Linked DNA regions of Mus musculus: region 2 is linked to region 1. A link is a loop called in an ENCODE intact Hi-C map of the cell type or tissue named here. Cell type or tissue: left cerebral cortex. All regions are shown on one strand.

Region 1 (8,000 bases):
GGTTAAGAGCACTGACTGCTCTTCCAGAGGTCCTGAGTTCAATTCCCAGCAACCACATGGTGGCTCACAACCATCTGTAATGAGATCTGATGCCCTCGTCTAGTATGTCTGAAGACAACAACAATGTACTCATATAAAAAATAAATAAAAGTCAGTTGTCCCAAAGAGTACACATGGAAAGACCCATGGCTCCAGCCACACATGTGGCAGAGGATGGTCTTGTTGAACATCAGTGGGAGGACAGGCCCTTGAGCCTGAGAGTGTTCAATGCTGCAGTGTAGGGGAATGCCAGAGCGGGAAGAGGGTCATGGATGGGTGGGTAGGGGAGCACCCTCATAGAGGCAGGGGAGGGGGGTGGGATAGGGGGTTTCCGAAGAGGAGACCTGGAAAGGGGAAAATATTTGAAATGTAAGTAAAGAAAATATCCAATAAAAAAAAGGGAAAAATCCATTTTCGATGTCTGTGTAGGTTTTTTTCTGAGTTCTTGCTTCTGTTTATCTGGTTTTGTAACAGTACCATACATTTCTTGGTGCTGTTACAGCTCCTTGGTGCATGTTGAAATCAGGGCTGTGACAGCTCTACCACTGATATTTGTGCCCATGAATATTTGGTTATCTGTCTCCAAATGAACTTTAGATTGCTTTTTCTAGTTCTGTGAAGACTATCTTTGGGATTTTGATATGGATTGTGTTGCATCTATAGAACACTTTTGGTAATATGGATTCATTTCCTATCCGCTGTTCGGTCAATCCGGAAGGAGTGGAGGTCCTCTTCTCTTGTGTCTTCAGCAATGTCTCTCTTCGATATCTTTTAAAGTTTTCATCAGGCAGATCTTTCCCCTCCTTGATCAGGTTTGTTTCTAGGGTATTTTTTAATGAATGGAATTCTCCCACCGTTGACTCCTTCCTCTGGAAGTTTGGTATTGACACCACACACCTTTCTTCTTTAAGTCCTAAGATATGTTAAGTCCACATAAGTGAATCAGAGTGCCCCTTGTTATTCTGGGTAATTTTAAATAATATTTTGGGACATCTACTCTTTGGGGAAGGGATGATATATCTGCAGAGTGAGCATGTCAGATTTGGTGAAAGTAATGAAATAACTAATTCTAGCATTACTTCTGAGTTTTCTTTTTTTTTTAAAGATTTATTTATTTATTTATTTATTTATTTATTTATTTATTTAATGTATCTGAACACACTGTAGTTGTCTTCAGACACATTGCAGATGGTTGTGAGCTACCATGTGGTTTCCGGGAATTAAACTCAGGACCTTTGGAAGAGCAATCAGTACTCTTAACTGCTGAGCCATCTCTCCAGTCCCTGCTTCTGAGTTTTCAATGAATCTTGTTTCTCCTCTTTTTTTTTTAACACACACATACTTGTCAGTGTCCCTATGTGTTTGTGTATAACACACACACACACATACACACACACACGTGCTTACTTGCATTCTCTCTCTCTCTCTCCCTCTCTCTCTCTCTCTCTCTCTCCATTAAGCTTCTTTTAGGCAGAACTGGGCCACTCTCATCTGTGAATCTCCAGCTCAAGACTTCCTTAATTTAGCAGAATATGCTACTGCATTTGATTTGACTTGCGAGTTCCTCCTGCTACCCTGTAAATGAAGCCTCTCTGGCATCTGTTGTTATGGGGTTTCCTCTGAAAACTGAATGAAAAAAAATATCCTAGGAGAAGAAAGGTAGATTGTATTAGGTGTTACACTGTTCTTACATCATTTAGACAACATGTTGTAAGATAATAGCTGTAATGTGCGGACGATTCTACTTATAGTAAAATCAATTATACGTGACACACATTTGGGTGCAAGCATCTAATTCCTTTTGTGTGCATATAATTCAATTCCTTGATTATTATAAAAACTCCACTGGAGATGTGACCTTTAATTTGTCCTAATGTATATAGGAGACAAACATATTGCTGGGATTTAAATAACTGCATTTGCATGGTAATATGTTTAGGAAAACATGACGGTTATTTATAGGGCTTTGGGCTATTTAGAATTATTGTTTGTAAATATTTGTTTTGTCTATAGCAAAAATTTTTTTCCATGAGGCTGTAAGTCCGCTCTACAAGCCTTTGTGAGCTGTGTTTGGAAGGTCTCCAGGCAGCACAAATTACTGAGAAACAATGCAGGGCTTCATAGCCATGTTTGTTTGCTCTGTGATATGGAATTCGCGATCAAACTTAGGTGGTCAAGGGCTTCACATCCACTCGTACGGCAGATGGCTTTCTTGTAGAGTCACAATTGCTCACCATCCTTTCCTTCTTCTGCCCCTGTCACTTTACAGCCCTGTGCCTTCCAGGGGTCAAAATCAAAGACAAAATTCTAGTCAGGTACAACTAACCCCTTGGGGAGTGTGCAGCAATGGATGGTCAATGAAAGATGCAGATTAGTCAATAAAAGATCTTTGAAGGCATCCATCCCCATGCAGGGACCCTACCCCGGCCTGTCAGGTCAGCATCCCTGCAAGAATTCAGAGCATCACAGTCTTTAAAGCTTAAACCGAATGCCCAGTGCTTACTCACCCTGCCAAGCCTCTGTGGCAACCATTCAAGGGGGTTGCATTTGACTGTAGAAAAACAAAAATCTGGATGATGTGGTACAGCGGGTACTACAGACTTTCTCTTTAAAAGTTACAATCTCTTCTCTTCTACTGAAAAATTGTTCTGAGTTTTGATCTGGCTTCTTTTTATTCATAGAAATATCCAAAAGAATCGACCTAATAGTTAATTACAATTATGAAGTGTCATTAATATTTCAGCTGGCTATTTCTAACCAATTATTATGATCATCTTCTAACAAGCACAATGTGATTGGCTATTCTGAAATTCAAGCTTTTTTGGGGAAAGGTTGAAAAGGAAAATGATTGTCTCATTGATTTGGAATTTGTTGAAATTTATACTCTGATAAAGAGGAACAGGTACACTTCTGTATGTATGAAAATGGTTCTGTACATGTGGTAGCAACTTCAAGAGTCTCATAGCTTGTATCACTACCCAACCGTGTCATATTATACATAATCATTTATGTATGATACCTATTATACACAACTATAAATCTACTTAATTCTCCCATGATATCTTAAATGGATCTTTAAGGAGATAAGGGGACAATTTGTCTCTTCACTGAACAAATCAGACAACTTATCATCAACTTTAATAAACTGAAATTAATCACATAAAAAAGTGCACAGTTCTTTATGGAATGGCTGTAAAGAGGTTGACTTTATGTAAATTATCCTCTCCCCGCTAAAACAAAATTACTCATCTTCTCACAACTGTAGCTTAAGAACAATAAACACTTGTCTTTGTGTCACCGATATTTTCAAAGTGATTTTCAATGATGATTTTGGCATCCGCTGCATTCTGTTATTTAATTAACCTGGTTTCAAAATAAACAAAGGCACCGTGTGTGTTTAAATCCACTCCCTCTGGATAATTCCACGGCCTTTATGATGGAGGTGCATCACCCCCTCTAGTGGATAAAGGGAAAACGGGTGAAAGCCAGGAGCTTGAAAGGCCCACTGGGTTTCCCACAGCCTTCAGGCTCTCTTAAGCGGCTGATGGGTTAATTTCCTCCCATCGCTGCTCTCACTTAGAACATATTGTCTCAGAGTGAGGACTGTGTCCCACATGTTTGTTCTATTAAGATGTAGAACAGAACTTGGATGTTAACACAGTGCAATAATGGAAATAATCCTGAACAGACTTCCTGCTTCACAGTGAAAATACTGGGAAGCAGTGTGTGGATACCAACCCCAATTGTTCCTGTGTGTGTGTGTGTGTGTGTGTGTGTGTGTGTGTGTGTCCATGCTCGTGCACCCGCACGCAAAATAGAGAGACATCACACTCCCACTTTCTATACTAGAAATTTGTAATCATTAGGTATGCTAAAATATATTTTGTTGTTGAATTAAATGAACTAGCCATTAGCTTCTAGACTTTTCATTTATATAAAGAGTTGTTTAGAGGCATTGTTTACAGTTTCCTACGAAAGAAAGATTTATTTTTAGTTAGATAACATAAAATATGTCACACACACACACACACACACACACACACACACACACACGCACACACCAACTGGGGAGCTGGCTTATTCTCTGGGAAACATTTATCAGCAAATGGTCCATTAACTTCTACTCAACTATGGAGATTTAAGGTCACTCACTGGGCATGACGGTCGGCTCTAACTTCCGATAAGTAGAATAAACAAACACCCACTCCAGTATAAACTAGTTTTACTTTCTCTCTTTGAGCTTTAAAAGCCAAGTTCTCCTTGCCAGCATCCCATGACTGTCTGTCCTTCATTATCTTGTCTACTCTACTTCTCAGTAAGGAGGTGCTGGAGTCCTCAGTGCCATATTGCTGACAAACAAGTTAAAGGATGCTGGAGATGGCTCTGGATAGCCCTTGATATCTTCACCTTCATCGGGTGAGGTTTGATTGACCCATGTAAATATATTTGAGGGACTGAGGGTGGCATGAGAACTAAGAAGGTGCACTGCTTTTGCAGAACACCTGACTTCATTCCCAGAATTATTTATGTCTGATTACATGTGTTTAACTATATTTTGAAATAAAGAAAAACAGGAGAAATCTCTCTCTCTCTCTCTCTCTCTCTCTCTCTCTCTCTCTCTCTCTCTGTGTGTGTGTGTGTGTGTGTGTGTGTGTGTGTGTGTGTGAGAGAGAGAGAGAGAGAGAGAGAGAGAGAAGATAGATAGATAGATAGATAGATAGATAGATAGATAGATAGATAGATAGATAGGTGTTGTATATATAATCCCAGTAAGGAGGCTAAAGCAGGAGAATTCTGTGACTTCAAGATGGCCTGGACATAGCAAGTATGAAGTAAGCCCAAATTACAGGATGAAATCTGTTCTTAACAACCCAACCCAACCAAAACCAACTCAACCTAATTCAACCCATTCCTATGGTGGAAATATATATATATATACACCCACACATATCCTGAGGTGTCTCATAAAATGAGGGCTTTTCTCCTTCCTGTAATAAATTTTCATGTTATTCTATTTATTTTCACATCTATTCAATAGACAGATGTAAGAGGGGGAGATTTGAAAACACTCTTAGGAAAAGTAAAACTGTCAGTTGCCCACCACATAAGCTGTAATATCCATGTAAGTCTGAAAACACTTACAAAGCAATGAAGACCTTTATCAGATATCATGAAAAGGGCTTGCAGTAAAGACATCCCCAAGTCACATACACACTTTAAGCGCACTTAGGATGTAGATGGTAAGAAAGACTGATGAGGTTGCATGAAATAAAAGATTAAATAGCAGCATAAGTAGATGGTATTGTACACTGCTATCATTGTTTCTCAGCTCATAAGACACTTACATTTACTTCCACCTTTGGGTTGGGTTGAGTTAAGTTAAGTTGGGGTTGGGTTGGGTTGGGTTGGGTTGGGCTGGGTTGGATTGGGTTGGGTTGAGTTAGGTTGTGTTGGGTTTGGGCTGGGTTGGATTGGATTGATTTGGGTTGGGTTGGCTTAGGTTTGGGTTGAATTGGGTTGATTTGGGTTGGGTTGGGTTTGGGTTGGGTCGTAATGGGTTGGGTTGCTGAGAGCAGATTTCATCCTGTAGTTTGGGCTTACAGGCCAGTCTTGAACTCATAGAAATCCTCTGCTTTTGCCTCCCTAGTGCTGAGATTATGGACATTTGGCACCATGCCTGGCTTTGCCTGTTTCTTTATCTGCAAAATGACAGTGCACCCTTCTTCTATCACAGAATTGGTAAAAGCAAAGTGGCCTCAAGTACCCATTCCTCAGTCCTTAAGACTGTCCTGTAGAGATGGGGAGTTAGATACTATAAATATTCATGGTAAAGTAGGAAGGTGGCCTCAGAGAAGCTGCAGGAATGTTGAGAAAGGATGTCAAGGCTCCACCCCCAGCTCTGTGTGCGGATAAAGCCATTATGCACAGACATATGGAAGCAGACAATGAAGCGTGACTAAGGGAAGTGGCTGAGCCATTTGCACTGAACAAGCCTTAAAATGAGTGCCTGCAAATAAGGAAGCAAAAGGAGGTGGAGTGCAAACTTAGCAGCAAGAGATGCGTTCAGACGCTGTGTGAGGGGCAGCAAGGTCAACAGTCTGTCACACAGGTTAAAACTGCTGTTCTGGAGTTGCACAATCAGAGCCTATGCTCAGAACAGTGCTGTGGTGAGGAGGTTCAGGATGGTCAGGAGAGGAGAAGGGACGGGGCTGCTGGTAATGTATGAGGTCAACTGACATGAAACTTAGAAGGGGTTCTAAAAAGCTAGAAGAAACATGGCTGACTGTGTAATGTGGGAAGTGAGAAGGATGGCTGGGGTGTAGAGTCAAAGGGGGTGCTGAGCTTTCTAGCTTGACCTCCAGCATATTTATAAAAATAGACAATGGGTTTGAAAGGGGAAACGAGGGGTTCAGTTTTGGGTTTGTTGAGCAAAGGCATCTTGCTATGTTGTACAACCTTTTGGGGAGACCCTGGCTTCTGCCACAGGAGCATTCCCTCTACCGTGCTTTGTAATGCCAAGTGAAATTTATGTTCAACTAATGCATGGGCTCTAGGCAATCCTGAGTTACCAGTGCCCACTTCCTCTTTTCGAAGCAGCTTTTGCACACAACCACCAGTTGTGGTGGAAGCCAGACATCTGTGGGCAGCATCAGTGCCCGTTTTAGGCAGCACTGTGGAACCTCGGAATGGGCACTGGCAAAGCTCTTCCCTTTTCTGTGTGTGGTCTTCTGCTCTGGGTGCCACCCCTGTATCAACATTCTGTCAGGTAGGGAGAGCTAGCCAGGGTCTCCCTCAATTCCCATCTCTGAGGAGAAGGTGTGGCACTAAGTAAGCGAATGGATGGGGCAAGGGCTTGATGACTGAGGGCAGTATCTGGCCAACTTATTTACTCTAAGAGTCTGGGTTCCACAGAACACACTGGCTAGCTAGATTAGCTGCATCCGTGAGCTCTGGATTCAAGTGGGAGACTGCACCTCGATATGTAATCTGATTGAAGAAAATATCCAGTGTCAACCTCTGGCCTTACATGCATGTGCATACCCATGTGCATCATATATATGCAAATATGCACACGCATGCATGCACACACATGCATGCACATACACACAGTAGCCATTTTAACCCGTTAAGCACATAGTTCCATTGTGGAGCACTTGTCTATAATACGCAAGGACCTGCGTGTCAATCCTCAGTAATATAAAAGTAAACAAATAAGGAAGAAAATAAATAAGCCATGTAGAAAAGAGGCCTGCACATTAATGGAAGGAAGTATTACAGATGTGTCTCATACTGCCACAGAATTTTGAGAACAAGATCATAACTTAGCACTTTAAATAAAATTATATCACACTAGCAATTATCCACTCGTGAGCCTCACTGGCTTGGGGAGTCATTCACAATTGGACGATACACTCTCACTCCTAGTAGTTAGCCATGACTGGATGAGAAGAAATGACCTTGTGCAGAAATAAGTTTCTGTGGAGAGGCTGGCAGGAGCTCGTGTGGGCCCAAACCATATGTGCACTGTCAAGGACTCTCTTCATAATCTGCAACCTGAACTGACTGGTGGTCTGGTGTGAACCTCCGGCTAGTGTGGCTCCAGGCGTGCGAGGAAGCTGCACGCTCCAGAGAGACCAGATCTTACAACGGGGACCACCAATATCACACCTTCGTTTGGCCTTCCCTTTGAGTTAATCATTAAGACGAGAGTCTTACGTGTATGTGCACACGTGTGTGCATGTTCACTGCTTCAGGACATGTGCAGGTTGAGTACATTGCACGCATATGCATAGGAACACAGGTGCTTTCCTCATTATGGAACTGATTGCTTGGATTACATGTGATCTCCTTTAGCATGGAGCTTTCCTGTGAGAATGGTCCCTGTTTAGGCCACACAGGTTGGCTCACTTTCTTAATCCCAGCACTCAGAAGGCAGAGGCAAGTGAATCTCCGTGAGTTCA
Region 2 (8,000 bases), 310 kb before region 1:
TTCTACTGTCTCACAGGATTAAGGAGGCTTCGTCACAGACTGGGAAATTGTTTTGAGCCCACATGCAAATCTAAAGGCAGTGCTAGGGGAACTGGGTCTTGCTTGGAGCAGGATAAGGATCCTGGAAGCTTTATCTTCATAGAGAAGGCCATGGAGCTTGTAGAAGTATTTCCTCCCTGATGCTATCAGTGATAGGAAGCCAATGGCATTGGGGCTGGCGAGGTGGCTCAGTCAGTAAGCACTTTCCTTGCAAGCTCCAGGACATGGTTTTAATCTATAGAGCCCAGATAAAAAGCTGGGCATGGTAGTACATGAGCATAATTCCACATGCTGGGTTGTCTTGGCCCTGGCCAGCCTATCTGAACTATTTGGCAAGTTCCAGACCATTAAAAAAAAAATGATGCAGTCTCAAATTATAAATAAATAGGGAGAGAGAGAGAGAGAGAGAGAAAGAGGTCTGAGAATCAACAGTTGATGTGCCCTCTTACTTCCATACACCTTTATACACACCCAAAGAAATACTGATAAGGATATTGATAATGCAATGATTTCATATAAGTAAGGAAAAGACAGCCCCCTAGAGAGAGCACAGAGCGTATCACATATACGAACATACATTAAGGTCCCAAAGGACTTGACAGTTTACTCAATTATGGAAGTATTCTTTCCAACACTAAACTAATCTTTTTTTTTTCTTAGTTGATTTAGTTTCTAGTGTTATTTCAGTTAGGGTTTCTGTTGCTCTGAAACAAACAAACAAACAAACAAACAAACAACAAAACAAAACAAACAAACAAAAAACAAACCATGGCCAAAAGGCAAGTTGGGAAGAAAAGAGTTTATTCAGTTTATACTTCCACATTGTAGTCCATCACTGAAGGAAGCCAGGACAGGAACTCAATCAGGGCAAGAACCTGAAGGCAGCAGGTGATGCAGAGGCCATGAAGAGGTGCTGCTTACTGGCTTGGTCATCATGACTTGCTCAGCCTACTTTCTTATAGAACCTAGGACCACTAGCCCAGAAATGGCACCACCTACAATGGGTGGGGCTCTCCCCATCAGTTGCTAACTGAGAAAATGCCCTATGGTAGAGTGTTATGGAGGCATTTTCTCAATTGAGGTTCCCTCCAGTCAGATAACTCTAGCCTGTGTCAGAATGACAGAAACTTGCCAGCACAAGTGTCTTCCTGCTCCATATATCCTCTTCACTTGGTCCTCAGAGTTGCATGTACAGAAGTTCGAATATGACTTATCTGATACGGACAAACATGGACTCATTGCCAACCTCCCATCATAGGATGAGGTTTCTGTGACAGCTACTCCCTGGCCCATCTCTCACTCTCTGTGCAAGGTAAAGATTCTATACTAAAATGATGACCATCCTAACTGAAGGGAACTTCATCCAAACTTAGGCCAGAAGTAAATGGGAGGTGTGAGGCAAGCCTGCTTCACTACCCAAAGTGCTGTAGCTTAACCCTCTTCTTGTATTTACCCTCCCAGTTCTTTCCCCATTCCTTCACTATCAGCACCGCCCCCCCCTTGCTGGGGAGTCTGATGCATACTGAGAACGGGTTCAACCACGGAGCTACACACCTGTCCCCAATCTCATGTTCATATCAAGAATGTCCTAGTGATTCAGAAAACAATGGAGCAATGGAAAATCAGAATAGATTAAGGTATAAAAGTATACACACAAGTATAGGTAGGTCTCTGCTATAGAATTATGTCTCTTTAAAAACAAGCAACAGAAAATTACAAATATATTCAAAACTAGAGAGGACAAGACAACAAAAACACCCATGAAACCTCTTCAATTTACAACATCTATGGACTTGTTATGTCATAGTCTCTCCCCTCTCTGCCCAGCCTCAGGCATCTCAGGGTCTCTCTCCTGCCAGTTGGACCCACAATTGTGCCACCTTCTCTCTAGGGACTGGAGACTCCTGTTTCTTCCTGGTAGGATTTTAAGAGCTGGAGATATCTTTCTGGTCCTGGCCTCAGGCTGCTGTCTTACAATGCACTACTGCCAATTGACAGTGGTTCCTTAGTGATACACAGAGCAAACAGAATGGTGCCATTGAACTTCTTATCATCCCATGTCAGACCATCACTGGATACTTTATTCATAGCTCCTCTGGGAATAGGTCACATTGTCATAGGGAACCCTGCCCACAGCATGCTGACCCAGTGAGCCATGCTCCTATTCATGGCCACCAAAATGCTTCCATAGCAAAGTATCCTACATCACACACAGTGATCTTATTCCACATTCTTTGTCAGCTGTGTCGAGGATTTTTCCCTTTGTATTGATCTGTTCAATGATTTGTCCTTTGTACTGATTAGTCCATGTCTCCAGAAATTCTGCTGTGGCGCCCAAGTTCATACAAACTACCCTAGGCTATTTCCAGGAGGAGGGAGGAGGCAGACAAGTTTCAGTCTTAGACAAGATGTGTCTAATCTGTGCACATTTCTTTATCCTAATAAAACACATCCTTCTAATTTTATGAGACAACAACATACCAACACACACACACACACACACACACACACACACACCATAAAGGTGATAGATGATGGATAGCCTGTGGCTCTTATAAAATTACATTTTGAAAATGTATGTGTTAATGAATTAAAACTATAGATTAAAAGTCCCTGGATCAGGCCTGTGCTTAATAATTAATAGAAAAGGATAAAAGTAATATTTATGGCTTTATATTATCTAAAACACTTGAATAATTATGCAAGAATAATATTACCAGGTGAAGACAAACTTACCAAATTTGAGTTATGATCCATAGAGAAATTTTAAAATATATAAAGGTCTTGAGGTGGAAATGACCTAACTTCACAAGCCAGAACTTTAACCTGCTTTGATATAAAGCATTTCTATAGAAATATCAAAGACAAAAGAGAAGATTTACTTAAAGGATAATTTGAGAGCTAATTAAAAAATAATTTTTAAGTGGGTAGAGAGACATTTCTATGGTTAAGAGCACTGGCTGCTTTTCTAGAGGACCTGGGTTCAATTCCCAGCACCAACGTGGTAGCTCACAACCGTTTATAACTCTAATTCCAAGGGATCTAACTGTCTGTCTATTTTGGTCTCTGTGGGCACTGTGCACATATTATACACAGGCAAAACACCTATACGCATAAAATAAAGTAAAAATTAAATTCATTGTCATCATCGTCATTGCAGTCGCCATCATTAGTGTGTGTGAGTATCTGTGTTTAAGTACATTTGCAGAGTGTGGGACCTGGAGTTGGTAATTACAGCTGCTGATGAATGTTGAATACCAGACTAGGTTTAGGTGTGTGTGAGTATATGCATGTATGTGTTTAGGCACATTTATAGTGGCTTGCTTAACTGTGAGCCTATGTATGGGCATGGGTGGATGGCAGAAGACAATCTGGTCTTTCCTCAGACCATTTACTTGTGTTTTTCCTCTCACTGGTAGGTTCTCACGAGGTAGGCTAGACTGGCCAGCCTGAGACCCAGTGCATCTATTTACCAGTGCATCTGCCTTCCCACCCACATTGTTGGGGTGACAACTGTGGCTTCTGTGGAGTGAACTCCGTTCCTCATACTTACACAAGCAGTTTACCGTTCACACCATTTCCCCAGACACTACTGTTTGACAGAGATGTGGATTTCAGTGATTGCAAACTACACAGTCATCAACCATGCCGTTGTCTGAGCTAAGGCTAATGGTTCAGAGCTGAGGCAAGGGACTCTGAGCTCACACACGGTCGGTCACTTGCCCCTTATTAATTTCTGTGCCGCCTAACTGTCTTTGACAAAAATCTCTTAATCGATCAAACTCTCAGTTTCCTCAATTTTGAGTCATTGAAAGTCATTCAGACATACTCAGAGTAAAGTTAGGCTGAAACAGAGTATAGGCAGGGCCATGTGGCCTAGAGGTGGAGATAGGCCCCCCACAAATGGGAGGCTATGGGTTGCCCACCATTTACCATCTGTCCTAGCTGGATGTTCTTCTATTGATATCTATATTGTCATAGCCAGGAAGCTACCTGCTGAGTGTGCTGTGTGCACTGGGGACAGGAACAGGACGTCTCTAGGCTCACTGAACAGTCAGACCAGTCTACTTAGCAAGTGCCAGGCCAGTGAGAGACTGACCATCGCAACAAAAACAAAACAGCGCAAAATGGATAAACAGCACTTACAGAAAAATACTTGAGGTTGTCTTCTGCCCATTGACAACCTGTACTCATATGTGTGCACTCACACATACACAAACACACACTCACATGTGTTCACTTATACACACACAAATGCACACTCACATGTGATCACTCACACATGCACAAATGCACACTCACATGTGTTCACGTACACACAAACACACATTTACATGTGTTCACTCACACATGCACAAATGCACACTCACATGTGTTCACTCACACATGCACAAATGCACACTCACATGTGTTCACTCACACATGCACAAATGCACACTCACATGTGTTCACTCACACATGCACAAACACACACTCATATGCGTGCACTTTCATGCATGTACTTGCATCCACTCATGCACACACACACACACACACACACATGTGCACATGCTATCTCACACACATTTCCACAAAGATGATAACTTTGGATGGAGGGAAGGTGGTCACTTCTTTTTACCTATAGGAAGAAATGATACAACTCACCAAGTATCTTTAGAAGAAGACACAGCATCTTCAAATAAGCCAGACACAATTAAAGAAGCAGTGTTCAGATTGAATACGTGTCACTAACTTTTCCTCCCTTTTAGGAATGTCAGTTTTCAGCGCATAGTTACTGCTTGGAGACTGTGAAAATATGAACAAAGTACTTGTGTGTTTCGAGGAGGGTGTGATGCTCCTACGCTGCCAAGAGCAGTGCCTCTCCTCCACTCCGTCTGTCAAGGTGACTAGCGACTCCACACTTGCCAACCAAGAGCACAAGCAAGCCAGCTCCAAAAAAGGTGACCTCAGATCTGTGTATGAAACACCCTGGGCTTCCTCCAGTTATTTCAAAGAGTGCTCTAAAGTTTTCAAGACATTCTCAAAATAAAATCATTTTCTGTGTTTTGCCATTGTCTAAATACTCTTCAGGCCTTTAGGATTCCTCAGAGACGACACTAGTCTTACTCTCAGCCTTTATTTCAGCTTCGGCAGACTCCACCCCTCTCCTCCCAATTTAAAGACAAACTCATAGAGAGGATGAAGACCTGATCCCTGGTCACCTCTTCTGCTCCCTGTACTCAGCGACCAATCACACACAGAAGGAGAGAACTGGCAAGAAGGGGAATCTGAAATCCCTTACAGCATGGAACAAGAAGCAGCTTCCTTCTAGATAAGTATGATTATCGGAGTTATGTTACAGTCAGTGCTTCCTCCCTCATAGATGGAATACTGTTTCTCTACGTGTGTGTGTGTGTGTGTGTGTGTGTGTGTTTGGTGTGTGTGTGTGTGTGTGTGTGTGTGTGTGTGTGTGTGTGTGTGAGTGACTGTATGCTCATGTGCTGTAGTGTGTGAGTGTTCATGTGCATTTGCACGCATGCACATATTGTCAGTGTGTGTGAGAGAGTAAGTGTGTGTGCATCTGTCTGTGTGTGAGTGTGTATTAGTGTTGTGAGAGTGTTATGAGTTTTTGTGTGAGTGCGTACGCATGTGCATGCATGTGTGTACATGTGTGTGGTACTTTGTGTGTGCACTTGTGTACATACATGGTTGAGAGAGAGAATGTGTGTGTGTGTGTGTGTGTGTGTGTGTTTGAATGTGTGTGCACGTGAGTGCGTGTGTGTGCAAGCCAGGAACAGATGTTGGGTATCTTCCTCTACTGCTCCCTGTTTTCTTTGAGACAGAGTCTCTCACCGAATCCTCTGCTGAGCTCTAGGGATCCACCTGTGTCTGTTGATTTAGCTCTGGGATTATATTGTCGAGCCTGGCTTTTTGATAGGTCCTAATGCTAGCATGACTACTTTATAGGCTTCATTTGGGGGGGGGGGGGTTTGAGACAGCATTTCTCTGTGTAGTCCTGGTTGTCCTGGAACTCACTCTGTAGACCAGGCTGGCCTCCAACTCAAAAATCCGCCTGCCTCTGCCTCCCAAGTGCTGGGATTAAAGGCGTGCGCCGCCACTGCCCAGCTCTTTACAGACTTCTAACATGGAATTTAGGAAAGCACTGGACAACTGAACATGATTTTAGGCTCACTGGGGAATGGTAGGTTATATCTAACAGCAGTCTTTTTAAATTAATTAATTAGTTTTATGTGCTTTACCTTCATATATATATAATAAAATGTATCAGTGCATCACATGTGTAAGTTACAGGCAGTTGAAAGCTGCCATGTAGATGCTGGGAATTGAACCTGGGCCCTCTGGAAGAGCAGTTAGCACTCTTAAAGGCTAAGCCCCCTCTCCAGACCCCTCTAACAGCAGCCTTATATATAAGGAGCAGGCAGGTCTCAGAATGTGAACACCCTAAGTAGGGCATGCTTCACAACATCCGCAGGACACAGCTCCTGCAACAAAGCACTCTCCAAAATTGTAGGAAGGGTTGCAGCGCAGAAACCCTAGACAGACAATGCTTTTATTTAGGCCATCTGGTTTTGACTCTTACTTTTGTTACATAATCATAGTAATGCTTTCGGAGTGTGGCATTTCCAGGGTGCTAATGACTGCCTTGGCACAAGGCGATCAGCTCGTGCCTCCTTGCTAATTCCACTCAACACCCCATGCCTCCTCTTTGCAGTTCGAGGATACACTGAGCTGTGGTTCAAGTGACAGAGGTCACCATTACTGAGATAAATGGATCATGAAATCACTCGTCATGGTATTTATCCACCCTTTGCAGAGAAGAATGTTAAAAAATAAAGCAAGCAAGCAAGCGGGGATGGCCAGAATCATCCATGCCAACAACATGAAATGGAAATGGAAATTTATCTTTGAGGAAAGAGTGACCTCCAACCTTCTGCTATGTAGAGTAGCCATCAAAAACTCTACAGCAGTGCAACCCCATCCTTAACAGTATATTTCGGGTTCCGCTGACACACTGTTAGTGAGAAGACTCATAATTAACTGCGCCTTCTTCCCAGAGAAAGCTATTGTTGCCCTTGCCCTTGCTGCGGTAAAGCTGTGTACTCATCTGTTCCCTGCAGATGGAGCCCAGGCTACCCTCTTTTTCTTCATACCAGTCCTAATCCCAAGCAAAGATAAGCCCTGACTGTTGGCAGCTACCCTGGCACACATCCATCTGCCTCTGTGGGGCTCTGAGGGGCCTGTATCTCCCAGGGTCTCTCTCTGTGGGGCCTGCTCAGTGTGGAGACTGGCCAGTTCCTGAATAAAGGTTCTGGGATTTGAAACCTAGTTAATTATCTCTCTAAGGGTCGTAGGAAAGCTACAAGCTCACTTGAAAGAGATACAAATGTCTGTGTGGCTAGACGGGTTTTGTTTCGCTTTTCTAGGTCCTGATACTCTGGAGGAGAAGCGGTACGTGTGCTTTCTTCCGGGCTGTCTCTCCAAGGGCAGGTGTGCAGCTAAAGCTGCAGGATACTGTCAAGCCTCCCTCTCGACAGCACCGGGCAGGGCAGGCTGGATCAGAAGCACAGTGTGGCTGCACTCTGGTCCAATAGAGAAGGCTCAGCTCCCAGTCTGTGTTTCTCAGCCTCTGAGGGTAAATTCTGACTATTTTACTTGTGATAGGAGAACTGGGGTAGGCTTGCTAATACTCCGGCTGCCGCTCTTTCTATGAGGAGAATATCACTCTGTACCTGATCTGGGAGCTTATCATCTACTAGGACTATCTAAGAAACTTCAACAAACTGTATCAGTTTAACCTAGGGGGAAAATCCCTTCACAGACAACACGATAAATAAGTTGTTTATGCAAGACAATATTTTATCTATACATGCACGCCAGAACAGTTAAGTATATGTTTTTGTTTGTTTTTGTCTTTGTTTGTTTTTATCATAAGTTCTAATACCTACAGATACTTTTGAAAT

What was found. Peaks named below come from ENCODE experiments on the same cell type or tissue, not always from the same donor. Only the 100,000 strongest peaks of a DNase experiment are listed, where the experiment ranks them.
Region 2: a loop joins it to region 1, with 2.4 times the contacts of the local background. A loop is called at or near these places in 7 of 42 quality-filtered maps.

What each region holds. Positions count from the first base shown.
Region 1 is chr6:144,811,554-144,819,553 of GRCm38, forward strand. No RefSeq gene overlaps it. Among named protein-coding and RNA genes, the nearest start is that of Gm32069, 8.4 kb to the left of the region's middle. In left cerebral cortex, a CTCF peak has its summit at 3,506; DNase peaks (open chromatin) are centred at 3,500, 5,979 and 6,659; H3K4me3 peaks cover 235 bases.
Region 2 is chr6:144,505,417-144,513,416 of GRCm38, forward strand. It overlaps a transcript of Sox5 not described here. Among named protein-coding and RNA genes, the nearest start is that of Sox5os3, 160 kb to the right of the region's middle. In left cerebral cortex, no CTCF peak of the experiment used is centred here; a DNase peak (open chromatin) is centred at 4,915.